Regions from separate parts of the Homo sapiens genome. Here region 1 is linked to region 2. Evidence: chromatin loops called from intact Hi-C (ENCODE). Cell type or tissue: CD14-positive monocyte. All regions are shown on one strand. Links, peaks and the distances in the headings refer to the core of each region. The heading gives the core; the rest is flanking DNA.

Region 1 (15,595 bases), core at 3,140-11,139, 84 kb before region 2:
AATAACAGTTATGCCTTGCTATGAAAATTTATGAAGTGAACACAAATTAAGATATTGAATGTTTTCAGCAGTTCAGAAGCTTCCTTCATGCTTCCTCTGCATCATTATCCTCCCCTTACAAACATACCCACTGTTCTGACTGCCATCATCAATTATTTGTTTTACCAATTTCTGAACTTTATATAAATAAAATCATTTAGTATGTATTCTTTTTTTTTTTTTTTGGAGATGGAGTCTTGCTCTGTCGCCCATGCTGGAGTGCAATGGCACGATCTCGGCTCACTGCAACCTCCGCCTCCCAGGTTCAAGCTATTCTCATGTTTCAGCCTCCCGAGTAGCTGGGATTACAGGCGCCTGCCACCACACCCGGCTAAATTTTTTTGTATTTTTAGTAGAGATGGGATTTCGCCATGTTGGTCAGATGATCCCCCCACCTCGGCCTCCCAAAGTGCTGGGATTACAGGTGTGAGCCACTGCACCCAGCCCTATGTATTCTTTTGAAACTATCTTCTTTTGTTCAGTAATACGGTTTTTTTTTTTTGGAGGGGGGGTTGGGGACAGAGTGTGAGACAGGGTCTCACTCTGTCACCCAGACTAGAGTACAGTGGTGCAATCATGTTTCATTGCAACCTTGAACTCCCAGGCTCAAGCCATCCTCTTACTTTACCCACCTGAGTAGCTGGGACTACAGGCGTGCACTACCAGGCCTGGCTTCTTTTTTAAAAAAATGTTTTTTTGGAGCTAGGGTTTTGCCGTGTCACCCAGGCTCGAATAGCTGGGACTACAAGCATGTACCACCACACCCGGCTAGTTTTTGTATTTTTTTGGTAGAGAAAGGGTTTCACCATGTTGGCCAGGCTAGTCTTGAACTTCTGACCTAAAGTGATCCACCCGCCTCGGCCTCCCAAAGTGCTGGAATTACAGGCGTGAGCCACTGCACTTGGCCTTGATGGACATTTTCAACTTGGGCTATGATGAACAGTTTTATGAACATTTGTTATGTGTCTTTTGATGCACCTATTAGTATACTTTTCCTTTTTTTTATACAACTAGTAGTGGACTTGCTGAGTCATATGGTTTCTGTAAAATGGCAAACATTTTCCAAATTTGAAACCATACATTTTTTAAATGCCAAACCTTTTATCCAAATTTGATGCTACCAGTTTACATTCCCATCAGCACAGCAGTGTTTCAGTGTTCCTTTGCCCCCTACTGTCAGATGCTATTTTGTTTGTTTTGTGTGCCATTCTGCACTGTATATGTGTAGCAGTATCTCATTGGAGTTTTGATTTGCATTTCCCAATAATATTGAACACCTTTACATGTGCTTATTAGCTATTTGGATATTCTCTTTTGTAAATCCTGTATAGATCTTTTGTCTATTTTTTAATTGGATTGTCTTTCTTGTTGATTTGTAGTAGTTATCTCACTCTATGGCTTGCCCTTTTACCTTCTTAATGGTGTCTTTGGTGAAAAGATTGACTTTGCCAATCTTTTTTCTTAATGGTTGTTGCCTTTTGGGCCTTTGTAAGAAATATTTACCTAGTTCTAGGTCATAAAGTTACACTAAAAGGTCGTTTTCCAGAAGACTTATTGCTTCACTTTTTACCTTTGGGTCTATAATCTATATGAAACTTATTCTTTTAAGGACAGGATTTACTTTTCCATATGGATATCATATTGATCTGTCACCAATACTTGAAAACACTCTCATGTTACTGAAACACTGCAGTGAAACTTTTGTTCTGAATCAGGTGATTATATATAGAGAGAGATCTGTTTTTGGATTTTTAAACTCTGTTCCATTGACCACCTTTTTATCTATGCTTTTGTCTAGCTGTGTCTTAATTACTTTAGCTTTATATTAATCTCGATATTAAGCAGTATGCCCTTCTCTCTCTCTCTTTTTTTTTTTTTTTTTTTGAGACAGTGTCTCACTCTTGTTGCCCAGCCTGGAGTGCAATGGCGCAACCTCGGCTCACTGCAACTTCCGCCTCCCAGGTACAAGTGATTCTCCTGCCCCAGCCTCCCGAGTAGCTGGGATTACAGGCACCTGCCAGCACACCCGGCTAATTTTTTGTATTTTTAGTAGAGTCGGGTTTCACCATGTTGGTCAGGCTGGTCTCAAACTCCTGACCTCAGGTGATCCACCCCCCGCTTCAGCCTCCCAAAGTGCTGGGATTACAGGCGTGAGCCACCGCACCCGGGCTTTCTTCGAGTCTTCTATACTATTCTTGGATCTTTCCATTTCCATGTAAAACTTATAATCCCTTAGTCTTTATGGTGACATATTCCTCAACCAGATTTCTGGGAGCGTAGCCTAATGCGTAAACACACTGCTTACAAAGAGCCAAAATAAAACCAAGAACTACAAATTTAAATAGTTTTAATCAGCATAATGCATGAGTGCTGTATGATTTATTTTGTGTATCACAGTCTCACAGAGATTGTTTTTCAACAACCAGATATCTGTTTCTCATACCTCAAAGTTGTCGTCATTATTAAAGAAGTTACAGAATTCCATTCAAGGAAAGTACTGTCTTTGTTTAGGGACATATCTTAATTGGAGTGTATTGTGTTATGAAGATGAGACCCTCTTCATATCACCTGGATGGTCATGGATGAGACAAACATATAGGTCAAATAATTGATATGATGACTTGAGAAATTTTGAGAGTTTTGAGCAAATTCAGTGGGCAGAGGGGAGCTGGGGACTGATGCCTGGCAATATGGTGAGAGACTGGACTTGGAGATGACGGTATAACTTAGGAGTAAAGAGCCTGAGGTCTAGAGCCAGATTGCCTGGCTCAGCCACTTACTAGCCATATGAATTTGGTAAGTTACTTATTCTTTGTATGCTTTATTTTCGTTATTTGTAAAGTATGGATAATATTGCCTACCTTGTAGGGCAGTTTGATGATTAAATTAGTTAATATAGGTAAAATGCTTAGGAATAGTACCTGGCATGTGCAATTAACTAGACTACAGACCTTACTCAGATTTGGTTAATGGTATACTTAATTGCCATATATAGCTAGCTATTATTATAGCTAATAAAAGTTATAATCTGCCCCAGAGAGAACAACCACCAAAAATTATGTTTTTTATATATATATATACATATATGTGTGTGTTTGTGTATATACAGACACATACACATATGTGTTTTTTGAAGAAATGTTCTAAGTGTGATGAAAACTATAAACCCACAGATACAAGAAGTTCAATGAATCCTAAGCACAAGAAACATGAAGATTTCACTAAGACACAATATGAAACTGCTTAAAACTAATGATAAAGGAAAAACTATTAAAATCAGTCAGAAAAATCACAGACAGTGGAGAAACAAAGATGACAGCACACTTCTCTTTGAAAAAAAAATTCAAGACAGAAGACAAGTGGGGCAGCATCCTTTTTTAAATTCTTTAATTTTCAAATTTAGGAATAGCATCTTTAAATTACTGAGACAAAGACACTATCAACCTAGAATGGTATACCCTGAAAAATACATATTTCAAAAATGAAAGCAAAGTGAAGGTTTTCTCAAACATATAAAAAATGGAAGACTTTATCACCAGTTGACTTGTACTACAAGAAATGTCTAAGAAATTTCTTCAGGCAAAAGAAAAATGATACCACATGGAAATTCACAGAACTATACACAAAATGTACCCAAAAAACCCCAACCACAACAAATGAGTGCAGGCAAAATCTGACAAAATCAGGCTGGCCAGGGTGACATGCACCTGTATTCCCAGCATGCTGAGGGTGCTGAGGGTGCTGAGTTTGAGAGGACCACCTGAGCTCAGAGGTTCCGGAACAGCCTGGACAGCAAAGCTGAGACCCCATCTCTTAAAAAAAAAAAAAAAATCTGGCTGGGTGCAGTGGCGTAGTCCCAGCACTTTGAGAGGCCTAGGTGGGCAGATCATGAGGTCAAGAGATCAAGACCATCCTGGCCAACATGGTGAAACCCCATCTCTACTAAAAATACAAAAAATTAGCTGGGCATGGTGGTGGGCGCCTGTAGTCCCAGCTACTGGGGAGGCTGAGGCAGGAGAATTGCTTAAACCCAGGAGGCGGAGGTTGCAGTGAGCTGAGCCCCACTGTACTCCAGCCTGGTGACAGAGTGAGACTCTGTCCAAAAAAAAAAAAAAAAACTGGCAAAATCTGAATAAGGTTTGTAGTCTAGTTAATTGTATTCTCCCAGTGTCATTTTCCCATATAACTCACTGTGGTTATGTAAAATGTTACCTTTGGGAAAACTGGGTGATGGGTACATGGTTCTATCTGTACTGTTATGGGGTTTTCATATTTATTAATAACAGCTATACTGAAATGTAATTCACATACCAAAAAATACATCCTTTTAAGATGTACACCTCAGTGATACTTTAGTATATTTACAGACTTGTGTAACTATCACCACTAATTTTAGAGCATTTTTATCACCCCCCCCCAAAAAAAAATGTCCCGTGCCCATTCACAGTCACTCCCCACACAACCCAGTCCTAGGCAATGGCTTGTCTACTTTTTATTTCCACAGATTTGCCTATTCCAGACATTTCATATGATTGGAATCACACAATATGTAGTCTTTTGTGTCTGATTTTCTTAGCACAATACTTTCAGTGAGTGTTCTTTCATTTTATGGCATGTATCAGTATTTCTTTTTTTTTCATGGCCAAATGTTCCCTAATGGGAATATATGACATTTTATTTATCCATTCACCATTTGAGGGACAGTGGGGTTCTATTTTTGACTGTTATGAATAACACTGCTATGACCATTCATGTACAAGTTGATGTGTGTTTTCAGTTCTTTTGGGTATATGCCTAGGAGTAGATCTGCTGAGTCACATGGTAACTCTATGTGTAACATCTTGAGGAACTGCCAAACTATTTTCAAAGTGTCTGCACAATTTTACATTGCTACCATTATTGTATGAAGGTTCCAATAAATTTCACTATTTCTTATTGCTTGTCTTTTTTGTTTTACCCATCCTAGTGGATATAACTTGATATCTCCTTGTGGTTTTGATTTGCATTTCCCTTAATGACTAATTATGTCAAACATCCTTTCATGTACTTATTGACCATTTGTATACCCTCTTTGGTGAAATGTCTATTCCAGTATTTTGCCTATGTTCTAATTCATTTATTTGCCTTTTTATGGTTGAGTAGTAGGAGTTCTTTATGTAGTCTGGGTTCAAGTCCCTTGAACACATGATTCACATATATTTTCTCCCATTTAGTGGGTTGTCTTTTCACTCTCTTGATGGTATCCTTTGAAGCATGACACTTCTTAATATTGATGAAGTCTGATTTATCTGTTTTTCCTTTTGTCACTTGTGCTTTTAGTGTCATATCTAAGAAATCATTGCCTAACCAAAGGTCACAAAGTTTACTACCATGTTTTCTTCTAAGAGTTTTATAGTTTTAGCTTATACATTTAGGTCCACAATACATTTTTAGTTAATTTTGATATATGAGGTAGGGCTTCATCTTCATACCTTTGTTTGTGGTTATCCAGTTGTCCCAACACCGTTGAAGAGATTATTTTTTCCCATTGAATTGTCATTGCATCCTTGTTAAAAATCATTTGGCCAAGGCAGGAATGGTGACTCATGCCTGTAATTTTAGCACTTTGGGAGGGTGAAGTGGGAGGATTGCTTAAGCCCAGGAGTTCAAGACCAGCCTGGGCAACATAATGAGGCACCATCTCTACAAAAAAATTTTTAAAAAAATTATCCAGGCATGGCAGTGCATACCTGTAGCCCTAGCTACTCAGGAGGCTGAGGCAAGAGGATTGCTTGAGCCCAGGAGGTCGAGGCTGCAGTGAGCCATGGTTGTACCACTGCATTCCAGCCTGGGCAACAGAGCGAGACCCTGTCCTAGAAAAGAAAAAAAAAGATCAATTGACCATAATGTAAGAGTATTATTTCTGGACTCTTTATTTCATTGGTCTATTCTGATGCCAGTACCATACTGCCTTGATTAATGTTGCGTTGTAATAAATTTTGAAAATAGGAAATGTGAGTCTTCCAACTCTGTTCTTCTTTTTAAAGGTTGTTTTTTAATTTTGGGCCCCTTATATTTCCATATAATTTTTATGATCAGCTGGTCAATTTCTGCAAAAATAAGGGAAGAAGGAAAGGAAGCGAGTAAGCAAGCAGCTGGAATTTTGATAAGGATTGCATTAAATTGGTAGATTGATTTGGGGAGTATTGATATCATAACAAAATTGTCTTCCAAACCATGAACATGGAAAACCATAATGCACCCTCCCCCCTGCAAAAAAAGAAGATTTGATACACACAATATGGATGAAACTCATTCTAAAATACACATTGCCTCCAAAGACCAGACAATCTTTAAAGTATGTCAAAGAATTTTCTTAAATTTTTTTAAATCACTTTCTCTGTTCTTAAAAATTAAGAACCCAATAACCCTGATAATTTAGCACTGATTTCTCTCTCTTAAGCTACCACTATTTCCATTAAATCCTCCCTTTTAGTGATCTTCAAATGGCCCTATTGTTAATTGTAATGAGGGGGAAAAAGGCTATCTTTATTCCACTGGCCAGACTTTTTTCTCCTGGTAAATTTTCATTTTGCAGGCAGAGAGGTTTTATCGTAGCAGTTACTTGCAAGTGGGAAGTAGAAATGAAACAAAAAGGGAAGAAAAATGGTAGTATTTAAGGAAGAATGCAGAATCAACGTACACTAAGTAGGAAAAAAATGAAAATGCGTGACCTGGTGACATTTTAAGCATATTTTAAATGAAATGGTTTGGAGGGGAGGACCTGGCTTTGTGTTTCAACATACAGTATTTGAATACACTATTATGTTGGTGCAAAAGTAATTGTGGTTTTTGCCATTACCTTTAATGGTGCCATAATGGCAAAAACCTCAATTACTTTTGCACCAAACTAATAAATTCCTGCAAGTGAGAAGCTGTTCATCTGGTCCTACAGAGCAACTTCAAAATATATTTCAGATATTCCCACCTTTTAAAAAAATATATTATTTATTTTTCAGACAGGATCTTGCTCTGTTGCCCAGGCTGGAGTGCAGTGACATGATCATGGCTAACTGCTACCTCGGCCTCCTGGGTTCAAGCAGTTCTCCTGCCTCAGTCTCCTAAGTAGCTGGGACCACAGGCGCGCGCCACCACACCCAGCCAATTTTTGTATTTTTTGCAGAGACGGGGTTTCACCACGTTGCCCAGGCTGGTCTTGAACTCCTGGGCTCAAGTGATCAACCTGCCTCGGCATCCCAAAGTGCTGGGATTTCAAGCATGAGCCACCGCGCCTGGCCCCACCCTTGTTTGTTTTCAGAAGTAACTATTTTTAATTTATTTTAAAATAGGAAATGAAAGTGGAATAGGGAAGAGGTTACTGACAGTTAAGTCTGTAATCTAGAAACCAGAAAGGAAGTGCCTCTACTGTTTCTACTTTATTCCACCAGAAATCCTGGCATACTTTCAGGAAGAGGAGACAGAGGCAGCCGTTGATAATCTAAGACTTAAGATGGAGGGATTCGCAATTAGGTCCCTGTCTGTTATTTGAGAAGCCCCCACTAATTCATCTACTAGGCCTTTCATAATGTGTAAAATTTTACTCAAGATCAACAAATAAGAAAAGTTCAAAACAAATGTAATTGCCAAAGATAGTTTTTTCGTATCATAACCTGGTATCGGATTTCTTTCGTTATAGAGTGCACGACAGATAATATATTAATGTCATCCTCAAATGATATTTTGAGACGAGGTAAGTAAATAGGAAAGAAAAAGTAGATTTAGCAAGGTTTAAAAAATACCAGTCAAACCAGATGAAAAGGACCTGGTGTGGTAGCAGTATCTAATATAGCCACTCACAGAAGAATTCTTGAACTTCTTTCTGCATTAGTACTTGGAAGTACTGAAAGTAGTAATGTAGAAAGGGTTGCAGTTATCTGTCTCTTAAGAACCTCCATTCGATTACCTTACTTAGTGTTTACAACATGCTTTGTTAAGATTATTGAGATTAACATGCTATGAGCAATATGCCTATTATTACAAGTTATCTCTTATTCAGACATTCTCACCATTTGTAATATTTCTTTCCAGTGAGGAAGACACTGTGTTGTGCTCATTGGGAGCATAGATTCTGGAGTCAGGGAGCTCAAGTTCTAATCCTGGCTCTGCCATTTACTGGTTTTATTACTTTGAGCAAATAATTTAATGTATCTGTGCCTCTATTTTCTCATCTGTAAAATGAGGGTAATAATTTCTACCTTAGAAAGTGGAATCTAAAGTTATGAAGGTTAAGCTAATATATGTAAAGTGTTTACACTAGTGACTTGTACATCATAAGCATTATGTAAGTATATGCTAAATAAATATATACTCTTATTTTCCATATAGATTATAAACTTTTCAAAGTCAATGACTATATCTCCGTGTTGTATAAATTCTCGTATCTGTTGTTAACCATGTACATAGGAAACACTTATTATCAGAGTAACTTTGTAGGAGACAGTGAAATAGAGCCCCAGAATATCTAGAGGTCTGGAATCTACAATGAGAAAAATTTGCAAAAGATTAGTTAGTTTAACCTTTAGGAGGGAGGAAAGTGTTACTCATTAATTTGAAGAGACCAGTTTTGCCTTTTCATTTTATCAAGGAATAAGAAGCTTTCAATTGTTCTTGAGAAAAAAATAAGTTATCTAAATGTTTATAACATAAAAATAACCCTACTGATTCTCTTATTTCTGTTCTGTGGCAAAGAAATCTATTTATGTTGCCTCTGGGAGGATAATAGGAGAGGAAAAATAGAGCCTTGTTTTTCTACCTTGACATACATTCAGTGAGAGTTTTGTAGAGATTTTTCACAGATGGAACTTGAGTTCAGTACTAATACACAAAAATACACATATACCCTATCTCTGACCCCCAGCTTGTGACTTTATTAGAGAAGTTGATATAAATGTTAAATGGAATAATAACAATGCAGATCTTACCTTCTTAGCATTTGGAGTGGTTTACTGTGTAATACTGAATATCCTAAATAATAGGATATGATTGTGTTTTGTGATGCTGTTGTTTTGGCATCAAACCGTATGACACTTCAGTTAATGCTTGTAATGCTAATGGATATATCTGACCCCATAAAAAGATTTTTGTAAAGTCCTTTAAAATCTGTGCTACTGTGGATTGTTACAAGGTGAGATTAAATGCTCTGAATTTAGAACAAAGCCTGAATAAATATGGACGGTAAGTCAACCTAACATAAACAGATACTCATTTTAGGTAAAATTTTTTTTCTGCCTCACATTTATAATCATTTTGAGTTCCCTGGCTCATTTTTATTTGATTCGTGTAAATTTTTTACTTGGAAGCGAATTTATATTGGGAGTGAGTAGTCCAAGAAAAACCTCATAACTTTGTAATTTTTGAGTTAAAATGTGAAAACTAAAGAAATGACCAAAGTGAATGTACAAATAGTTGCAGAACTAGACCATTTTATTTTGAAAGATTCATGTTCTTCAATGCCTTCTTGTTACAGGTGATGCTGAACAGGAGCTTGGCCCCCCTCCATCTGTAGATGAGGCAGCAAACACACTCATGACTCGTCTGGGTTTCCTCCTTGGAGAGAAAGTCACAGAAGTTCAGCCAGGTGACCAATACAGCATGGAAGTACAGGATGAAAATCAGGTAAGCTGTTTGCTATCACCTTTGTGAAACATGGTGTGAATCAGCTTATTATGCCAGAAATAATCCCAATTGTTGAATGCCTTTTGAGGCCTAGAATACAACTTAACTTTCCATAATCACTATTATTTCTTCAGTTTATGAATAATCTTTTAGCTTTAGTCTTAGATTTAACAACCCAAAAAGCCACTTTTAGGTTTTGATTGATTTAATGAATGAACGAGCAAGCCAACAAATAAAATTGACACGTATATAAGCACTGCACCCCAAATTTGCAGAATATACATTCTTTTCAAGTGCATGTGGATTATTTACCGAATTGGTTATATGCTGAGCCATAGAGCAGGTCTTGACAAATTTCCAAAGATTCCAGTTACTGTGACCACAGTGGAATTTATCAATTACAAAATGATAATTTAGAAAGTGGGATCTAAAAGATTACTTGGATCATTAGTTCAGATTTTCTACTTTTCTGAAATACACATTTAAAACTAATATTTCTTTTTAAGCACATCTTTAGCTATATCCTACAAGTTTTTTTATACTTAGTTTTTATTCCAATTTAAAATATTTTCTCATTTTTTTGTGATTTCCTCTTGGACTCAAAGGCTACTTAGAAGTGTATTACTCAATATCTAAATATTTGGGGATTTTCTAAGTATCCGTCTCAGAAAGTTAAAAAAATCTACAATTTAAAAAATATTTTATAGTTTTCTTTCTTTTTGCTATTTTCATTTTTTTCAGTTTAAATGTAGCAAAAAAAAGTACTAGAGTCAGATTCATTTGTATGATCTTAATCTTCAGCGTGAATGTCTGATAGTGAAGCATTTTATTCAGGAGATGACAAATTAATTTTAAATTGCATATTTTATTAATAAATATTAGTGAAGAGTCTATATCACATACTACTTTTGTTACAATGAGATATACAAGGATTATTTGAATATATTTATATATTGTGTGGATAAGTTCAGATGTTCCAGGGTGCTGTCCTCAAGCCTCACTCCTTAGGTTATTGGTTTTGCTAGCTGCACATTATTTAAATACTATCTTAACTCCCAAATTATCTCTAGCCCTGCCTTTTCCCCTTTACTTGAAATTTGTATATTTAGCTTCCCACATTATATTTTCTACCTAATGTTTAAAATGTATCTCAAACTTAACATGTCAGATTTCTCCCTAGAACCTGTGCCTTCTGCAGTGTTTCCCATATGAGTAAATGGTATCACCTACTTGCTTAGGACAAAAGCATTGGAGCCATTTGACTTCCATCAGACCCACGTTCACTCTTTCAGCAAATCGTAGACCCTGTCTTCAAAATATGTACTCAATCTGATCCCTTCTCACTATTCCCACTGCTATACCCAAGTCCAAGCCACTGTCATCTTTTGCCTGTGCTACTGCAATAGGTACTAGAATGTAAGGCTGGAAGGCTGGGATTTTTGCCTATTCTACCCGTTGCCGTATCCTCTGCCCCTAGAACATTACTGTCATTACTAGGTGCACAGTAGGTATTTATTATATGAATAAATGGTCTCCTAATAGGTCTCTGTGTCCACTCTTGCCCCCCTGTAGTCTGTTCACACAGTAACCAGAGTGATCCTTGTAAAATATGAATCCAGTTCTGTCACTTTGCTTGTAATCTTCTACTGTATTCCCATCATACTTAAAATAAAATCTAAAATCTTTACTGTGGCCCAGAAGGCTACACCTGATCTAGCCACTTGCTACCTCTCCTACATCACTTCCTACCCCTCTCCCTTTCACGCACGGCTCTCCAGCTACATTGGCCTCCTTGTCGTTCGCCAGTCACATCAGCTATATTCATTTTTACTGGAATGTTCTTCCCCCATAACTCACTTCCTCACTTATTCAGTGTTCTGCCTAAATGTTACCTCCTCAGAGAGGTCTTACTTAATTCCTCTTCTAATAATTGCACCTGCCCATCCATATACCCCTATGCTTCTACTTTATTTTTTCATAGCTCTTACCATTAACTGATATTACATTACATGTTTAGTTGTGGGGTTGTTTTACCTTATGACAAGAATGTGTGTTTCATGATGTCAGATCTGATGATTTTTTAAATCAATTTACATTGTAACTATGTCAATATGCTGTGCTGCTCTGTGAATAAAAAATGGGAACAATATTGTTGAGGGATTTTTTAAAATTGGGAGCAATAAAACATCTATTTCACCTTTCATTTCTTGATATTCATGTCAAGTTAAAATGTGACTGTTATAGTAATGACCAGGTAACTTGATGTCATATCTTATAACCCGAATATTTTTCAAGGACTCTGTCATTTCTACACAGCTACATTTCCTTGGATGATAAAATTTGTACTTGTTGTTCTTGAGATTCCGCATGTCACAGTGATTTCTGCATAAAGTCACAAGTCTATGGAGTGCACCTTACTTGTACATTACTGAATAACATAATCTTAAGTAAATGAGTAGTATCATTGATTTAATTAAAGCAATATGGTGTAATAGAAAAGCCATTGAACCAGGAGGGAGAAAATTTGTGTTCTAGTTCCAACTCTGCCACCTACCATTTTGTAAATTTGGATGTGTCACTTAACCTCTCTGAGCTTTATATTTTTCATAGGTAATAATAACTGACATTTATTAAATACCTACTGTGTACCAATTATTGTACTAATTGTTTTACTTGCACTGTTTTGTTTAAGCTTCTTCACAACCCAGTGTAGTAGAGTTCATTCATATTCCAATTTTCAAATAAGATATGGAAACACACTGCCAGAAAGTGATGGAATGGTATTCATATCCAGGCAGTCTGCTTTTATAATCTATGCTCTTAACAGCCACACCATACTGTTCCAGTGTAATGTGAAATAATAACACCTGACAGGGTTGTTGAAAGGATCAAGTTAAATCATGAATATGAAAGTACTTTGTAAGCTGTAAAATGTCATATAAATAAAAAGTATAAAATAATATGCAGTATAGTTAGTATATAAATATATGCAGGAACTGTGTGATTTGGGGGAAATTACATCATAGCTTTCGTACTTTCATTGGTTTCATTTTCACATTTCTTAAGTGGGGGAAATAACATACATTATGCCTCTCATACCAGGTTGATAAGGAGTAAATGAGATAATATATAAAAATATTTTTAAATTGTTAAGCTTTATACAAATTTAAAATATTAATAATGAAGCTAAATGATAGCCTTCTTGCAGTATAATATACACTGGAACTATCTTGGAACCACACAAGAAAGTGGCTAAATTGATCATTTGAATTTCTGGTCTCAGGAAGATTATGAAGAAGTAGGAGGTCATGTTAATTTGGTGACTTTTTTCTGAGCTAAACAGTGTATTAACAAAGATAAACTGCTATGCTTAGGCAGATCATGTAGTGATGATATTCTCAAAATAGTAATGACAGAATCTAATGCAAGTCAGCGTACATCATTTTTCTGCAAAAAAAACAAAGCATGAAAGTGATATTCACCTGACCCCTTTATTCTTTCAGTAGTTTCCAAGGTATTCAAATGGACCTTATGAATTTCCTCTTTAGCTTCTTATGTTGTGTATTTGTAGGACCTTTAAGAGATCCAGATTGGGAGCTTTCTTAGGATCCTTCTGGAGAACATTAAGGGCAATGGGAAAAACACTGAAAGGTTTAGGAAGTGCAGTGGCTTAAATAGACGTCCATTTTAGCCTACAGCATGAAGAATAAATAGTTGTCTTTCTCTAGCTCATTAACTAGTCTCCTTAAGTAAATATGAGGCCTGCCTTTTAAGTCATAAGCCATGAACAATTTTCTGTTTTCTAAATGGCTTGATATTTAAGCTTTGCGTTTACAGTTAAAGCTTTTAAGATACACATTCTCTGATATGTGCTTTATTTTGCACAAAATAACTTAGAGTAAAAATAAGTAAGTGCTGTTTGGGCTTAACCTCCACATTGTCTATATTATGCATATAATATGATTTTCTTTCACAAAGAACAGAATGAGAATCTTAGAACAGAAATGAGTTGTTATAAAAGTAATAGATTCCTATCATAATAAAACTTTTCTTCTTTTTTTTTTCTTTTTTTTTGAGACAGAGTCTCACTCTGTTGCCCAGGCGGTAGTGCAGTGGCACGATCTTGGCTCACTGCAACCTCTACCTCCTGGGTTCAATGATTCTCATGCCTCAGCCTCCTGAGTAGCTGGGAGTAGAGGCATGCACCACCACACCCAGCTAATTTTTGTATTTTTAATAGAGATGGCATTTTGCCATGTTGGCCAGGCTGGTCTCAAACTCCTGGCCTCAAGCAATCCGCCTGCCTCAAGCCTCCCAAAGTGCTGGGATTACAGACATAGGCCACCATGCTGGGCCTAAAACTTTTGCAATATGGAATGACTATAGCTATATCTAATGTAAAAGACCTGAGTACAGTTCATCTACTCACATGTGTCTCAGACTGGGAGTGGGAGGTTAAAAATCGTTTGCCACATTTCTAACCTGAAGGATTCCAATTCCAATTCAATAAGTCTGGAGTGGGGGCTCAGTATCTGTCAATTTTGTAAGAGAGCTTGCATGTTTGTTTTTTCCATGTCACAAGTGATATTACTGTGTGCCTAGTTAGGAATAATTGCTCTGTAAGGGAAAAAAGATTTTAAGGTTAAAAAAAAAAAAATCATTGCTCTGGTAGACCAGCATCATATTATAAAAATAGAGATTTTAAAAAATTGAAACTCTCCTCTTCTCTGGAGAGATAACATATAGTAGAAGAGAAATTTGGATACGTTTGAGAGCTTACTGTGTTGTTAAGAAAAATTAGATTCTAATATTATTGATATGATTGAAAAGATTTACTTGGTTGGAGGGTAATGAGAATGTCACTTGTTTTTGGTTGAGTCAAATTTATCTTTTGTAACCTGGTTATAGTATTTAAATTAAAATCAAAACCTAGATTCAACAGAGATGATTAAACACAAGGGACTGCATCTAGGAATCATCTTAGGATGAGTCGAAGAGCCTTAATATTCTCATAGCTAGTTATCAACACATTCTCCAGTTATTAAATTTTAGCAGAAAGAGTATGAATAGAGACTCTATTTGTAAAGAAGTTGAAAGGCTTCTTTTAAATTTAACATTTAAAGATGTTAAATTTATCATTAGTGCGTCTTCAAGTAATTTTGCTGCTGATCACTTAATAATTTTAAAAACGATAAAATGTTGGCCGGGTGTAGTGGCTCACACCTGTAATCCCAGCACTTTGGGAGGCTGAGGTGGGAAGTACACATTCAGGAGTTCAAGACCAGCTTGGCCAAGACAGTGAAACCCCGTCTCTACTAAAACTATAAAAATTAGCCAGGCGTGATATTTGGCGGCTGTAATCCCAGCTACTCGGAAGGCTGAGGCAGGAGAATCACTTGAACCTGGGCAGCAGAGGTTGCAGTGAGTTGAGATTGTGCCATTGCACTCCAGCCTGAACGACACAGTGAAACTCCATCTCAAAAAAAAAAAAAAGGATAAAATGTTTTTAGTGTTTGAAAAAATATACTTTTATTCACTATTGTAGTAATTTATTTGTGTAGAAAGAGTTGAAGAAAAGTGAATTGTCATTAAATTAGGTAAATCAGAATATATTACCACCAACCTTTTTAGTAATTATTCATTCCTTCACATCAAAACTTAAAAAGTAAATAGCTTCAAGTGTAAGAATCATTCAGGATACAAAGTGATCTCAGGCTGTAATGCTGTTACAGAGAAGTTATTTAGGTTTGTATTAAACTAATATTAATTCTGTTTTATTAGACAAACTTTTAGAATAAGGCATTTTTCTCTGCATTCATGTATTGTCTCTGGACAGCTGCCTATGTATCGAAAAGACACTTCCTTGCATTAAGAACTTTATTTCTTCCCAGCTGTAGAGATT
Region 2 (15,595 bases), core at 3,137-11,136:
GTTTCACAAAATGTTGAGTAAAATTACCTTCAAGCTATGTGTATAAGGTGTGTATGAAACATATGAATTTCTTGTTTAGACCCAAGTCCTATCACCAAGATCTTTCATTATATATATGCAAATATTCCAAAGTCCAAAAAAATCTGAAATTCAAAACACTTCTGATCCCAAGCATTTTAAATAAGGGATACTCAGGCTGTATTTTGCTAGGGAATTTTTTTCATTTTTGTTTTAGTGGCCATTTCTAGTAACATGCAATATTTTATTATCTTGGTCTTTTAGAAAGTGCCTATAATCCTGGCCTAGCAAGAGCTACACAACCTATCCTTTTCTCACTCAGGTACCTGTTGCCTTACCTTCTTTGTGGCATGCTACATGCTTCTCCAAGCTGGCACCAGATCTTTTTAAAGACTGTCATTTTGTTACAGTGATGGTCTAGTTGAGGAGCCTCTTATTGGTATTTCTATGCCTCTCGTTTGCTCAAAATGAACCAAACTGTCTCTGATAGCTTTTAACAGATAGTCTCCTTTCTCTGGTATGTTAGCAATCTCTATCTCTACCACAAGTGTGTTTTTAATTTTATCTTACGGATGATTTTCATCTTTCTTTAGCTCTCCTCTTCACCCCTTGTCCTATTCCCTACTCTAAGCAGTATAGTGCCACGTGCACAATTCCCATGGGAAGGAATTTATACATGTCTGCTGTCCACTCTAGACATCATTATGCTAACAGTTTTTCAGTGATGGCTAAGCAAACAGGATTTTAAAATAATTGATTGTATTGCAACAATTACCATACCTCCCATCAACAGCAGTTAGTTGATAGCCTCAGTCATACTTTTAGTTCCCAGTCCTTTTGTCCATCCTGCTTGCCAGTTCTTCAGTTTGTCATATACCAGTTGCATGGCATATGCAACTGTGTGTTTACAGTCCAGAAAATGGAAATATATCAAGCACTATTTTAGACTAATTACATCTAAAGTCTGAATAAAGTTGATCAAGAGACCAAATAATTGATTTGCGCCCCGACCAGAATGCACAGCCGTAATAAAGAAGATTGGACAGAACTACTGATCTATATGGACCTTCAGATTTGATTGAAAATCTGCCACATTGGCATCATCTTCCATCTTATTACTAAAAAACATACTGACATTGTTGACTTTATTTTCTGCTTTACTAATCATTGAATAATAGATGTTATACTACATAGAAAACAAAATTATTTGACAGATTTCAGCAGTGAAATTTTTGGGAAACCTTTATATTGAGTTCTGTTGATATGTGGTAGTACCTATCTGCTTGTAGTATCTGAAGATTTAATAAGGTCTTTAACAGATACATTCTGGTGAGCTTGATGTTTACAAATACCAGTTTTATCTGGAATGCAACAAAGATCTTTTCCATTGCATTGATCTTCAGCCGAAGCATTCAGTGAAACAACAAAAGCACATTCAAAGATTTTCCCAAAGCTCACCTAAATCTTTAGGAAGGGCTCTGACTGAATATTGAATTTCTAAAAATACTAATTTCATATTCCTTGCAAATAGTGTCTTAACTTATTGTTTACATTAATACTTAGGCTGGAGTTTGTCCATTGATGAAGATGCTATGATGTTAGTATTTCAGTTCCTTGAAGTCATCTTTATTTTTCAAGAGCTTTCCTTTTAGCAGTCTAAACGGTTAGAACATGCCATCCAGCTGGGTACATTGATCCATAAAAAGCAAGGTGTTTACTTAGCAGTGTAAAGTATACTAAAACTAGTAATAACTTTAATTCAGAATTTTCAGAATTTAGAGTCCCTGAACAATAATCCTCTCTCAAAAAGTAACATGTTATCTTAATTATTGTTTACAGATGAATTGTATGGCTTAGGATACGACTTAAAACACATTATCAAGAAAGGAAAGCAAACTTGGGCAGATAAACTTTCCTTATGTTTCTTCAGACCTGCTTGGCAAGCCTTTATAATATGTGATTATTATATCCACAATGTTGTACTTTATTTCAGAAAAAATCAGATTTGTTTTCCTGGAATAATTTTTAAAAACATGTCACATCATGCTTTCTAATTTTATTTAAAGGAATGTACAAATTACAGTCATATTTCAGTTTGACATATTTTTCTTCTGATTATGATTAAAATGAAACTACCCCCAAAAAAGTAATGAAATGATTGAAAATCTTTTTTAGTCTGCATTAAGGTATATCTTTCCACTTTAGAATAGAGGTGTATCTTTCATACATTTTAAAGGAGTACTCTGACAAGTTCTGTGAAATAGGTTTTTTTTAACTTTTAAGTTTAGGGGTACATGTGCAGGTTTGTTATATAGGTATGAGTCATGGGGGTTTCTTGTACAGATTATTTCATCACCCAAGTATTAAGCCTAGTATCCATTCATTATTTTTCCCAATCTTTTCCCTCCTCCTACCTCCTCCCACCAGTAGGCCCCAGTGTTTGTCATTCCCTTTTATGTGTCCATGCGTTCTCATCATTTAGCTCCCACTTACAAGTGAGAACATGCGGCATTTGGTTTTCTGTTCCTGCATTAGTTCACCAAGGATAACAGCCTCCAGCCTCATCCATGTTCCTGCAAAGGACATGATCTCGTTCTTTTTTACGGCTTCATGGTATTCCATGGTGTGTATGTACCACATTTTGTTTATCCAGTCTACCATCAATGGACATTGAAGTTGATTCCATGTCTTTGCTGTTGTGAACAGTGCTGCAGTCAACATATGTGTGCATGTGTCTTTATGATAACAATTTATATTCCTTCGAATATACCCAGTGATTTCACTGGATTGAATGGCCGTTCTATTTTTAGATCTTTGAGGAATTGCCACACTGTTTTCCACAGTGGTTGAACTGATTGTGGAAAACACTCCCACCAACTGTGTATAAGTGTTCCTTTTTCTCCACAGCTTCGCCAACATCTGTTATATTTTGGCATTTTATTAACAGCCTTTCAGACTGTTATGAGACGGTATCTCACTGTGCTTTTGATTTGCATTTCTCTAAAGATCAATGACACTGAGCTCTTTTTCTTTTTTTTTTTTTTTAATTTTGCTTTAAGTTCTGGGATACATGTGCAGAACATGCAGGTTTGTTACATAGGTATACATGTGCCATGGTGGTTTGCTGCACCTATCTACCCGTCATCTAGGTTTTAAGCCCCGCATGGATTAGGTATTTATCCTAATGCTGTTCCCACCCTTGCCCCCCCCATCCCCCAACAGGCCCCAGTATGTGATGTTCCCCTCCCTGTGTCTGTGTGTTCTGCCATTGAGCTCTTCTTCATAAGCTGGTTGGCTGCATGTTTGTCTTCTTTTGAAAAGTGACTGCTCATGTCCTTTGTCCATTTTTTTTAATAGGGTTATCTGTTTTTTCTTAACAAATTAATTTAAATTTAATTAATTAAATTTCTTAACTTAAAGTTCCTTGTAGATGCTGGGTATTAGACTTTTGTCAGAGACATCGTTTGCAAAATTTTCTCCCATTCTGTAGGTTGTCTGTTGACTCTGTTGATAGTGTCTTTTGCTGTGCAGAAGCTCTTTAGTTTAATTGGATCCTGTTTGTCAATTTTTGCTTTTGTTGGAATTGCTTTTGGTGGCTTCATCATGAAATCTTTAAATCTTTGCCTATTTCTTTATCCAGAATGGTATTGCCTGGGTTGTCTTCCAGGTTTTTATAGTTTGGGGTTTTACATTTAAGTCTTTAATTCATCTTGAGTGAATTTTCTTATGTGGTGTAAGGAAGGGATCCAGTTTCAGTCTTTGCATATGGCTAGCCAGTTATCCCAGCACCACTTATTAAATAGGGAGTCCTTTCCCTATTGCTTGTTTTTGTCAGTTTTATTGAAGACCAGGTAGTTGTAGGTTTGCAGTCTTATTTCCTGGTTCTCTATTATGTTCGGTTGGTCTATGCGTCTGTTTGTACCAGTACCATGCTGTTTTGGTTATTGCAGTCCTGTAGTATAGTTTGAAATCAGGTAGTGTGGTGCTTCCAGCATTGTTCTTTTTGCTTAGGATTACCTTGGCTATTTGGGCTCTCTTTTTGGTTCCATATGAATTTTAAAATAATTTTTTCTGGTTTTGTAAAGAGTGTCATTGGCAGTTTGATAAGAATAACATTGAATCTTACCAATTACTTTTGGCAGTATGGCCATTTTAACGACATTGATTCTTCCTATTCATGAGCATGAAATTTTTTTTATTTGTTTGTGTCATCTCTGATTTCTTTGAGCAGTGTTTTGAAGTTCTCCTGATAGAGATAATTCACCTACCTGGTTAACTGTATTCCTAGGTATTTTATTCTGAAATAGTTTTTTAATCACAATTCTGGTTTTAAATGATCCTAGAGATGGTAGTTAATGCTTATATACACTGTAGTATACCCAGTAGATAACTAAGTTTATTGACTGACTGATTTCAAGTGTAGAGAGTGTCTGAAATAATATCCTCTGGATGTATGTCCAAAGAACATTTGAGGTGACAAGCCATGCATTGATTGGGAACTTCATATAGGCAGAATCTTGTACTATTCTGTTAAGAGCAGTGTTTCTCAAACTTTTTGGTCCCGGGAGCCTTTTATACTCATAAAAAAATTACACAGGCGGCTATGGCTGTCCCTGTAATCCCAGCACCTTAGAAGGCCAAGGTGGGAGGCTTACTTGAGCCAGAAGTTCAAGACCAGCCTAGGCAACATAGGCAACATAGCCTAGGCAACAACCCTGTCTCTACAAAAAAATTTAAAAATTAGCCATGCATGGTGGTAGTCCTAGCTACTCAGGAGGCAGAGGTGGGAGGATCACTTGAGCCTGTGAGGCCAAAGCTACAGTGAGCCATGAGCCATTATTGCTCCACTGCACTCCAGTCTGGGTGATAGAAGGAGACCCTGTCTCATTTTTAAAAAATTATTGAGCTTATATTTATATGGGATAAATTGATATTATCATATTAGAAATTAAAAATAATATGTTAAATATACTTTGTTTAAAATAATGTTTTAAAATAATAATAGGGATTGTTGAAATAACTCATTTATTCATTTTTTTATAAATAATAGACCCATTACATGTTAAAGTTATGTAAGCTGTGGAAAATTCCACTGTACACTTGTGAAAGAATGAGAGTGGAAAAAGGCAAATAACCTCTTAGTACTGTAAATATAGTTTTGACTTTGCAAACTCCAAGAACATATCTCAAGAATCTAGGGATCCCCAGATGACGCTTTTATTTTATTTTAGGATCACAATGTTTAAAAACAAGTTTTGTTGGCTCTACACCTCCAAAGAGCTCCCAAATCCAACTACTTTTCACCTCCTTCAATACTGCCTCTCACTGAGACTATTGCAGTAGGCGAGCTTAGTGGCTCTCACAGTGTGGTCCTGGGACCAGCAGGAGTGGCATTATCTAGGAAGTTTTCAGAAATGCAGATTCTTTAGCCCCATTCCACACCTACTGAATCAGAAATTCTGAGAATGGGGCTGGCAAGCCGTGTCTTAAACCTTGCAGGTGATTTTGCAGATCACACTTTTAAAACCACTAGTTTAGAGGATGTCATTGTAATTGAAGATAAGCTTTATGCCTCAAGGTCCATCAGTCTATTTACAAAAGTGCAAAAATGCGTAGTTTGAGAGCTGGTTACATGTTATTCATGAACATGATTTAACAATACAGGCATAATTAATTTAACAGGTGCCTTAATAGTAACTGCAGTTGTTTGATGATAATGGTAGTCTTTTGACTGCTGAAGCAGAAGTTGGGATAACATCTCCAAGTGGGATATTAACATCAACATTGCTTCATTAGTTAAAAAGTCCTTTTTTTTTTTCACTCTTCAAGACAGCTGTTTTGAACAACTGTTCTACAAAAATTGATATTTCCAGAAACCCGGCCCAACGGGGGAGAGGTCATGTGAGTCAACTGTCCAAAGCAACTTAACAGATTCCTAGCTGTCAACCATCCAAGAGCTTGAATACTAATGATAAAAGTCATAGAAGATTGTGTACTAGTACAGAGTATATAGCTAGCTAACCTACTACAAGCGCCTTTTCTAGTCCCAAAGCCTAATGTCTTTGATAGATATTAATTTGAATTAATTTAACTAATAAAGTTTTTAACTTAAAATTTTAAAATTAGGCTAGGCATGGTGGCTCACACCTGTAATCCCAGCACTTTGGGAGGCCAAGGTGGAGGGATCACCTGAGGTCAGGAGTTCGAGACCACCCTGGGCAACATGGTAAAACCCCATCTCTACTTTAAAAAAATACAAAAATTAGCCAGGCATGGTGGCGTGGGCCCATAGTCCCAGCTACTCAGGAGGCTGAGACTTAAGAATCACTTGAACCTGGGAGGTGGAGGTTGCAGTGAGCCAAGATCGTGCCACTACACTCCAGCCTGGGCAACAGTCTCAAAAAAATTGTTTTAATTATTTTTGGCTTCATGTTTTTAAATTTAATCACCATTAGGTTAATGTGGAGTTATGCTAAAAATTATCCACCTGAAAATGTCCACTCTTTCTGATCATCTTAATGAAAGCTCTCTCATTCCGCAGAGAAAGATAGAAACTAAGTTTGCTGCCTATTACAAGGAAGGAAGAAATAGTTTATTTTTATGGATAAATGTAATAAATCTTATGATGGATTATATAAAGGGAACCAGGAGGAGTTAAAATATACAAGGCAAATTGTAGCATAGTGACTTTGAATGGTAGCTACGTGGGTTAAATTAACAACAAATTATTAATATTGAGACCCTAACCTGCCTGGTCTTAAGTTACAACCACACTCTTCTACTTGAAGAAATTATATATTGCTAATTAAAACTTCATTTCTCAATATATGGTGGTTTCCTTAGAACTTTTACTAAATCTCATTACATAAAAAGCCATTCAGAGGCTTTGTGTTTAGTTATTAGCTACTTTAATAGACACTAGGTTGGAGGGCATATGTACAAATGATAGTCTGATTCATTGGCAGAATTTATGTGAAATTGGCCCTGCCACAGTTAACTTGGTTTTATCAAAGCAATAAATTTAATTTTTATCAAATCTGTGCTTCACACCATTTATGAGTCCCGTACTGTTCTGAAACAATGAATCCTTTATGATGATGACTAAGATGCATGTCATGAAGCTAAATGCTCTTACATTAGCCTACTGAGTCACACATCCCTGAGGTTGCTTAGTCATCTTGATCATTGCCTGGCTGGCTCTCACATTTACAAGGGAATATTTCCATCAGTCTTTTCTACCTCATTGTTCATTATTTCATCCCTACAAGTAAGATTAAATTTTCTTAAGTAGATTCAAAACCCAAGGATAAGGTTGCATGCACATAACTTCCTATAGTAAATATTATATGGGTAGATTGTAAGTTTTAGTTGTATGAGGTTGTTCCCCTCACCCCCAACCAGCTCTTCTGCAGAGAAGACTGTGAAGTAACATGAACAAAACTCTCATCATGACATCTAACTCTGCAAGATATCTCACTGGAAATACTTTAAAATGCCTTGAGTGCAGTAAAGAAAAATAACACACTCTTAACCTATTTTGATGTTTTGATCTAAATTAAAGAATAAACTTCCCAATTAATCTTATTATTTTCCTCAAAAGTGACTAGGTCTATTAAAGTAACCATAATGCCAATAAATTTACTTAGATAAGACTTTGCAAAAAAATTTTGTAATTCAGTAAAATGATCTAAGTTTTTTAATCTTGTAGTATATAAAAGGTTTGTTGTGAAATAACTTCCCCAGATGCTCATAAAATTACAGAACTAGATGATTTCATTTTAAGGCCACAAACGAAAGGCTATTTCATCAATGAGAGTTCACTTTAAAATGTTTTATCTTAAATTTCAACGAATTAAAATACCCAGTTTTTATATTCCCAAAAATAAATGTTGTATATCACCTTAAAAGCCAACACTCTAAGAGCACAATACTTAAAACAACTGTATTGCCATAGTTATAAATATTTTATCAAATATTTCCTATTTTAAAACCTTTACTGTTTTATGTTTTCTCTACATTTTCAGGTATTAAATGTGAGGAAGCATATAAAAAAGCAGCAACCTTTGGGAGAATTGGGTTTTCCCTTTCTTTTTTTTTTTTTTTTAACTGTTCTCCAAAGATCTTTGTTCTCTTTCTGAAAATTCCACTCAGCAGTGACTGCAGATTTTTCTCAACAAATGTTTTCCCATAAGACCAATGTCAGAAAGCTGAAATTTAATATGGAAGTTATTCAAAGATTCAAAGTAAGATTTTTTTCAGAGTAAAATAAGCCTTCCCCCTTTTTTATCCCCACATTAATAGAAGGCAATGGACTTTTTAAAACACTAAGACAAATGTTAACAGTGAGACACTCTTCAAAAGGTGTAAAAGTGATAGCATACATTTATTGGAGTTCTTACTCTTTGTGGGCACAGTGCTTAGAGCTTTAAACATATTCTTATTTAATCCTCACAACTCTTTAAGTAGTGGTAATAAGGAAACTATGTCATAGACAACTTAATATAAAAAGCAATCGGTAATACAGTAATAGCAGTACATTGGCTTATGGTAGATACTCTGTACTCTGCGGTATTGGAGATGGCAAAGACTGTTGAATATTTCAGCAGGAGCTGTGGTCAGAGAGGATACTTGATTCATTCACCCAAACCAGCTTCGACTCCTCTCTTCCTAAATAGTACTTCAGTTTTCCTCTCACTTGAGCTTTAAATCTTGGAGTCAGCATTGAAGCACCATCTACATTATCTCCTATATGCAGTCAGGACCAGACCCTGAGGGTTCAGCTCTCACAGAGTTTCTCACATTCTTTCCATATTCTCCATTCTCAATATTGCTAATTAGCTTGCCTCCCTCCTCTGGTCTTTCCATCTTCTTCTTTTTTTTTTTTTTTAACTTTTATTTTAGGTTCCGGGGTGCGTGTGAAGGTTCATTACATAAGTAAACTTGTGTCACGGGGGTTTGTTGTACAGATTATTTCGTCACCCCGGTATTAAGCCGAAGACCCATCAGTTATCTTTTCTGCTTCTCTGGTCTTTCTGTCATCTAATCAGTATAATGCCTGGCTGCCAAAGTAATCTTTCTAAAATGCAGCTCAGAATCATGTCATTTCTCTGTCTTAAGTTATCATTGCCAGCATCCTTGTTCAGTTAGTGTGCAGGAATAGAAATTAGCAACATTTAAAAGCAGTTTTGAAGAAAACAAGTTACAGTTTATTACCTTTAAAATTAACTCATTGATACTTAAGAAAAGCTAAAAAAAAAAAATTTAAAGAATAGACACTGCCAGATGGACAATGAAATGGAACATGTAATGGAAAAGAACTAAAGGAACAGAGATAGTAAGATAATGTATAAGAACATGCCAACACAATGCTTAATGAATTTTATTAATTCAGCAAAAAAAAAAACAAAGACTAAAATTATTTCTATGCCAGATGAGTCATCAGTATTTGGCATCAGTATTTTTAGTACTTAAAAAGAGGTAACAGGCCGGGTACAGTGGATCGTGCCTGTATTCCCATCATTTTGGGAGGCTGAGGCAGGAGGATCACTTGAGGCTAGGAATTCGAGACCAGCCTGGGCAACATAGTGAGACCTGTCTTTACAAAAACTTTAAAAATTAGCCATGCACGGTGGTACACGCCTGTAGTCCCAACTACTCAGGAGGATCACTTGAGTCCAAGGCTGCAGCTTCAGTGAGCTATGATTGTGTCACCACACTCCAGCATGGCTGACAGAATGAGGACCTGTCTTAAGGAGAAGGATAAGGAGAAGCAACAGAGTAACAAGGCAATCTATGGAATAGGAGAAAATATTTTCAAACCATGTATCTGATAGGAGTTAATATCCAGAATATATAAGAAACTCCTACAACTCAGTAGCAACAAAACAATGTTTAAAAATGGACAAAGGACTTACATAGACATTTCTTCAAAGAAGACATACAAATAGCCAATAGGTATATGAAAAAATGCTCAATATCACTTATTGTCAGGGAAATGCAAATCAAAACCATAATGAGATAGTACCTCACACCTGTTAACATGGCCATTATTTAAAAAAAAAAGAAAGAATAACAAGTGTTGGTGAGGATGTAGAGAAATTGGAACCCCATACACTGTTGGTGGGAATGTAAAATGGTGCAGTTGCTATGGAAAACAGTATGGAGGTTCATCAGATATTTAAAATAGAACTGCCATATGATCCAGCAATCCCACTTCTGGGTATTTTTCCAAAAGAACTGAAATCAGGGTCTCAGAGATATTTTCACTCCTATGTTTATTGCAGCATTATTCACAATTGCCAAGAGACAGAAACTACCTAAATGTTAAAGGATGAATGGATCAAGAAAATGTGGTCTATATATCAATGGAAAAGAGATCCTGTAATATGCTACAATATGAATGAAACTTGAGAACATTCTGCTAAATGAAGTAAGCCAGTCACAAAAGGACAAATATGACATGATTCCACTTACATGAGGCATCTAAAGTAACCATCAGAATAGAAAGTAGAATAGTGGTTGCCAGGAGCTGGGGGAAAGAGGAAATGGGGAGTTCCTGTTCAATGGGTATAAAGTATCAATCATGAAAGATGAAAAAGTTCTAGAGGTCTGCTGTACAACATTGTGCTTATAGTTAGCCATGCTGTACTATTCACTTAAAAATTTAAGAGGGTAGCTTTGTGCTTTAATTAGCCTCTCCCCCTATGGAAGAACAAACATCAGGAGTAGGCAACAGATGGCACTGAAACGTGAAGGTGAGGGGAAGTCCATGATGCTGCCAAGACTCCTGAAAGTGATTGAGAAATGTGTAAAGTGAAAAGACTTGAGCAGAGTTCGTCATCAAGAATGGGAAGACAGGATGAAAGCATGACCATCACTAGCATTTACTGAGCATTTACTATGTACCAGGTTTCATGCTAATAACTACATTATCATGACAGCCCCATGAGGTATATGTATCCCCTTTTACAGAGTAAGAAATCAAGATGGAGAGAGGAGTTAAGTAATTTGCAAAAGGTCACAGAGTTGTTATGTCTGAGCATATAACCTACCCTGATATAATACCTGTGGTTAAATGATCTTAGGGGCTATAAATTAGAAACAGAGGATTGTGACCCAAAGGAGAGGTAAATTAAGATATATAGAGAGTGTAGCTGATCTAGTAAAAGGAAAAAGCTCTAAGCCTTGCTAGGAAATACTAAACTCCTGAAACCCCATGCTTTTATATAGCACCTGTCATATCACATAATGTTTTCAAAGGACTGAAAGTCTTAGACTAGGTGCAGCAATCCTCACTGGTGAGCACTGTACAGAAAGGACACCTCAACAAGGAACATAGTGTTTTCAAAAATAAACTGATTGTTCCCAAGGAGTCCCCCCCACCCATTTTTAACTTTTATTCCCCTATGTCTTATGAGTGAGATAAAAGTTTTAGATCAAATTCTAGAAAGGTCTTAGATTGAGAATCATCAGCTCTAGAGAGTTCTTTTCAGAGACATGCCTGACTTCATTGACCCTGTTTTTTACGAAAGATTATGGGGAAGTGGGGAGAAATGAAGTGGCAAAGGGATTCTGTGAAGGAACAAGGGAAATAACATTTGAGTCATGGTTAGTTCATAGTCAGTATCACTCAATTCTCATATGTTTAAAATCTGATTCACGTAAAGCTTTTTTTAGCACTAAGAAAGAATCTTAAAGATTTCATCCAAGTCCTTTGTTTCACATTTAATGAAACTGCCTCCAAAAGCAGTTAATTCCACTTGCCCAGGGTAATAGAATAATAAACCATGAACTAGAATCCAGATCTAACTTAGTTCATTTCTCTCTTACCCTCTCCACGATTCTGTTACACTCTCGAATTTCACAGATTTGCCAAATCTCAGGATGAAATGTACTTTTCAGTCTAAATAGTTAAAACTAAACCCCAGATATGTTTTTTAATTGTTGGGTAAAAAAGTAAAACCTAGTTTTTTTTTAATTCAGTTTAGGTATTGACCTACTCTCTATATAGAATAGACTGTAGGCTGCCAAGTAAATATCATATCTTCTTAATTATTGAGGATGTCTGCTAATAGTGAAGGTTGATCCTTTCCCTCCTCTTTTTAAAAGAGTTGCTTTTTTAAGAGTCCTTCCCACCATCCTTTGTAGTAATTAATTACTAAGATATGATGAAAATATCTGTCTCCTAGCTTAGTCACTTTTGTTCTTGCTTTCTCCCTTTTTTCTTTCCACTAAAAATGACTTGTTTAAATACATCTGTTACTTCTTTGTCTGATTCTGTTTATTAGCAGAAATCTGATAGGGTTAGAAAAATTGCTAGGTAGATTTTATGTAATACTGATCTATAGGGACAGGTTGCTCTGCTGAATGCTTCTGGAACTTCAGTAGGTCTTTTTTACTTTGGCTAACACCTACCTATAAATAGGTAGCTATACTGGCTGTACTGTAAGAACTACTTGCTGAGAATTTTTAAGCTAAAAATATTCCTCTCAGAGTTAATGAGGTAAAATCATCATCTGGCACCTCTGGCCTGACAAATGAATGCGCACTTTGCTAAAGCATTTTAAAGCCATAATAAAAACATGTCTGAATTCCAGCTTTTGTTAGTGGAAGAATTGCCTTTTTGGACTAAGCCTTCCATGGATAACAATTAAGAATTATGAACAAAATACAAAAAATAACTATTTGAAGGCACTGGAGAGTGGCAGAAAGCAGATGGAAGTGGGAAGTGAGTTTACATTTGAAATATAGGGACCAAAACTTATATTTGGAATATAAGGACAAACTTGTATTTTCAAGTTTGTAGCATTTTGCTTAAGGACTCTTTCCAATCTGTGGATGGCTTCAGGTGGCAGAAAGCCACAGCTTTACTTACTTGAAGTATCAAAGGACAGAATCCCAAAGCTGGCAGAATACTGGAAAGTTAGCAAGGAATTTCTAAAAGAAAGGGAGCTGCAGAGGCGGTAGGTCCCAAAATGTGTGTGTAAGCCTTGCCCCAGATCCTTGGCTGACTACTGAACCATATATGTATAGAAGAAATCCTAATAAGCTCTGCAAATAAAGAAACACCCAGAAGCTGAAAGAACTTTTCAGCTGCTTATTATAACCGAAGAGAATTTGAATCCGGCTAAGTTAACTTGAACAAAAATCAGCATACTTGAACAAAAATCAGCATACTTGAGAGGAACATAACAGAATCCAGAGGTTCTAAAATGTATCTGTTAAACCCAGTGTAATTGAATAATGTATCCCAAAAATTCAGGTCCACCCAGAATCTAAGAACGTGACCTTTTTGGAACTAAGACCTTGCAGGTGTAATTAAATTAAAATGAGATCACGCTAAATTAGGGTGAGCCCTAAATCCAATGACGGTATTTTTTAAAAAGAAGAGAAGTCACACAGAAGTACACAAGGAAGGGGGCCATGTGAATTTGGAGGCAGAAGTTGGAGTGATAGAGCTGTATAAGCCAAAGAACACCATGGATTTATAGGAGCTACCGAAAACTAGGAAGAGGGAAAAACTTTCTTGAGCCTCAGAGGGAGCATGGCCCTAGGGACACCTTGATTTTGGACTTCTAGCCTCCAGAACTGTGAGAAAATAAAATTTGGTTGTTTTAAGCCACAAAGTTAGTGGTAACTTGTTATGGCAGCCCTAAGAAATTAATACACCCAATGTAGTAAAAAGGAAGGAAATATTATAATAAAGATAAGAGCAGAAATCAGTGGAGTAAGAAATAGACAAACATTAGCAATAATGAACAAAGCCAGAATTCGTTATTTGAAAAAATAAAATTTATGAACCCCATAAATAAAATTTATGAATCTTAATATTGCTTAAGAAAAATGGGAGAAAACACAAATTACTAATATCAGGAATGAAAGAGGAGATATCACTACACATTCTACAGACATAGAAAGGATAATAAGAAAATATAAAGAGATATTATATATGCCAGTAACTGCAACAACTTAGATGAAAATAACAAATTTCTTGAAAAGCACAACTTACCAAAACTAACACAAGGTGAAATAAAATATCTCAGGGTCTCTATTTCCTTTGAGAAATTGAACCTGCTATCAGAAACCATCCACCAAATAAAACTTCATGATCAAGTGGTTTCACCATTGAATTCTATCAAATATTTAAGAGTAGGTGGCTAGATCATCTGACAGGTATATGTTTAACTTTTTAAGAAACTGCAAAATGATATTCAAAGTGGTTGTATCATTTTCGTTCTCACTATCCATGTATGAGAGTTTCAGTTCCTCCCCATTCTTGTTGGTACACAGCGTGGTCAATCTTTTAAACTTTTGATATTCTACTACTATGTAGTGATGTCTCACTGCGCCTTTAATTTGGATTTACTAGTAACTGATATTGAAAATCTTCCTGTGCGCCTATTTGCTATCTGAACATCCTCTTTAAGTTGTGAAACTTTTTTTATCTAGTTTGGATGCACGTCCTTTAACAGATACTTGATTTACAAATATTTTTTCCTCGTTTATGACTTCTCTTTTCATTCTCTTAACAGTGTCTTTTGAAGACAGAAGTTTTTAGATGTCCAACTTGTGAATTTATGTCTTAGAGGACTGGCCTTTTAGTGTCGTGTTTAAGATTTCTCTGACAAATGAAAGGACACAAATATTTTCTCCTAGAAATTTTGTAGTTTTATGTTTTACATTTAGGTATCTGATTGATTTTGAGTAAATTTTTGTATATGATGCAAGATATGTGTCAACATTCTTTTTCTTTTCGGTTTCTTCTTTTTGGAGGGGAAGATACGGATACCTAGTTGTTCCCGCACCATTTGTTGTAAAGACTATTCATCTACTGGATTCCTTTTGTACCTTTGTTAAAAATTATTCATCCATAGATATATAGTTCTATTTCTGGACTTCTGTTTCACTTATCTAATAATATTCTGTATTGATACTAATAACATACTTTATTACTGTAGCTTTATAGTAAATCTTGAAATCATGTCAACACTCCAGTCTTCTTTTTTAGAGTTATTTCAGCTATTCTAGATTCTTTGCATTTCCGTGTGAAGCCTTATAAATTTCTACAAAAAAAAAAACTGCTAGAGTTTTTATGGAGATTGCATTGGATGGATGGATGGATGGATGGACAGACGTACAGACAGATCAATTTGAGGGGGGAAGATAGATAATTTGGGAGAAAATTGACTTATCAGTATTGAATCTTCCAACCTATATAGTATATCTCTGCAGTCATGTAGACCTTCCTTAATTTCTATCAGCTGTATTTTCTAGCTTTCAATGTATAAATGTTGAAAATCTTTTATACTTATCCTTCAGTATTTCATATTTCTTATGCTATTGTAAATGATATTGCTTTTAGCTTAATTTCTAATTGTTCATTGCCAATATATAGAAGTACAATTGATTTTTACCATGTTGCTCTTGTATCCTAAAACCTTGCTAAACTCACTTATGAGTTCTAATGACTTTTTTTAATAGATTCAGTAAGATTTTCTGCATAGATGATCATGTTGTCTGTAAATAAAGATAATCTTAGTTCTTCCTTTTTCTTTTTCTTGCCTTATTACTCTGACTA

What was found. A loop is a pair of places that touch in the nucleus more often than their neighbours do. Peaks named below come from ENCODE experiments on the same cell type or tissue, not always from the same donor. Only the 100,000 strongest peaks of a DNase experiment are listed, where the experiment ranks them.
Region 1: a loop joins it to region 2, with 2.3 times the contacts of the local background. A loop is called at or near these places in 2 of 110 quality-filtered maps.

Annotation. Positions count from the first base shown.
Region 1 is chr17:63,184,447-63,200,041 of GRCh38, forward strand. It overlaps TANC2 (tetratricopeptide repeat, ankyrin repeat and coiled-coil containing 2), which reads left to right. Exons shown (of 28, transcript NM_001394998.1): 6 at 9,545-9,693. Among named protein-coding and RNA genes, the nearest start is that of TANC2, 230 kb to the left of the region's middle. In CD14-positive monocyte, for the core only: no CTCF peak of the experiment used is centred there; a DNase peak (open chromatin) is centred at 7,365; H3K4me3 peaks cover 1,652 bases; H3K27ac peaks cover 2,511 bases.
Region 2 is chr17:63,268,389-63,283,983 of GRCh38, forward strand. The region is part of intron 9 of TANC2 (tetratricopeptide repeat, ankyrin repeat and coiled-coil containing 2); the gene reads left to right. Among named protein-coding and RNA genes, the nearest start is that of CYB561, 170 kb to the right of the region's middle. In CD14-positive monocyte, for the core only: no CTCF peak of the experiment used is centred there; DNase peaks (open chromatin) are centred at 7,163, 7,773, 10,543, 10,823 and 1 weaker place; H3K27ac peaks cover 1,950 bases.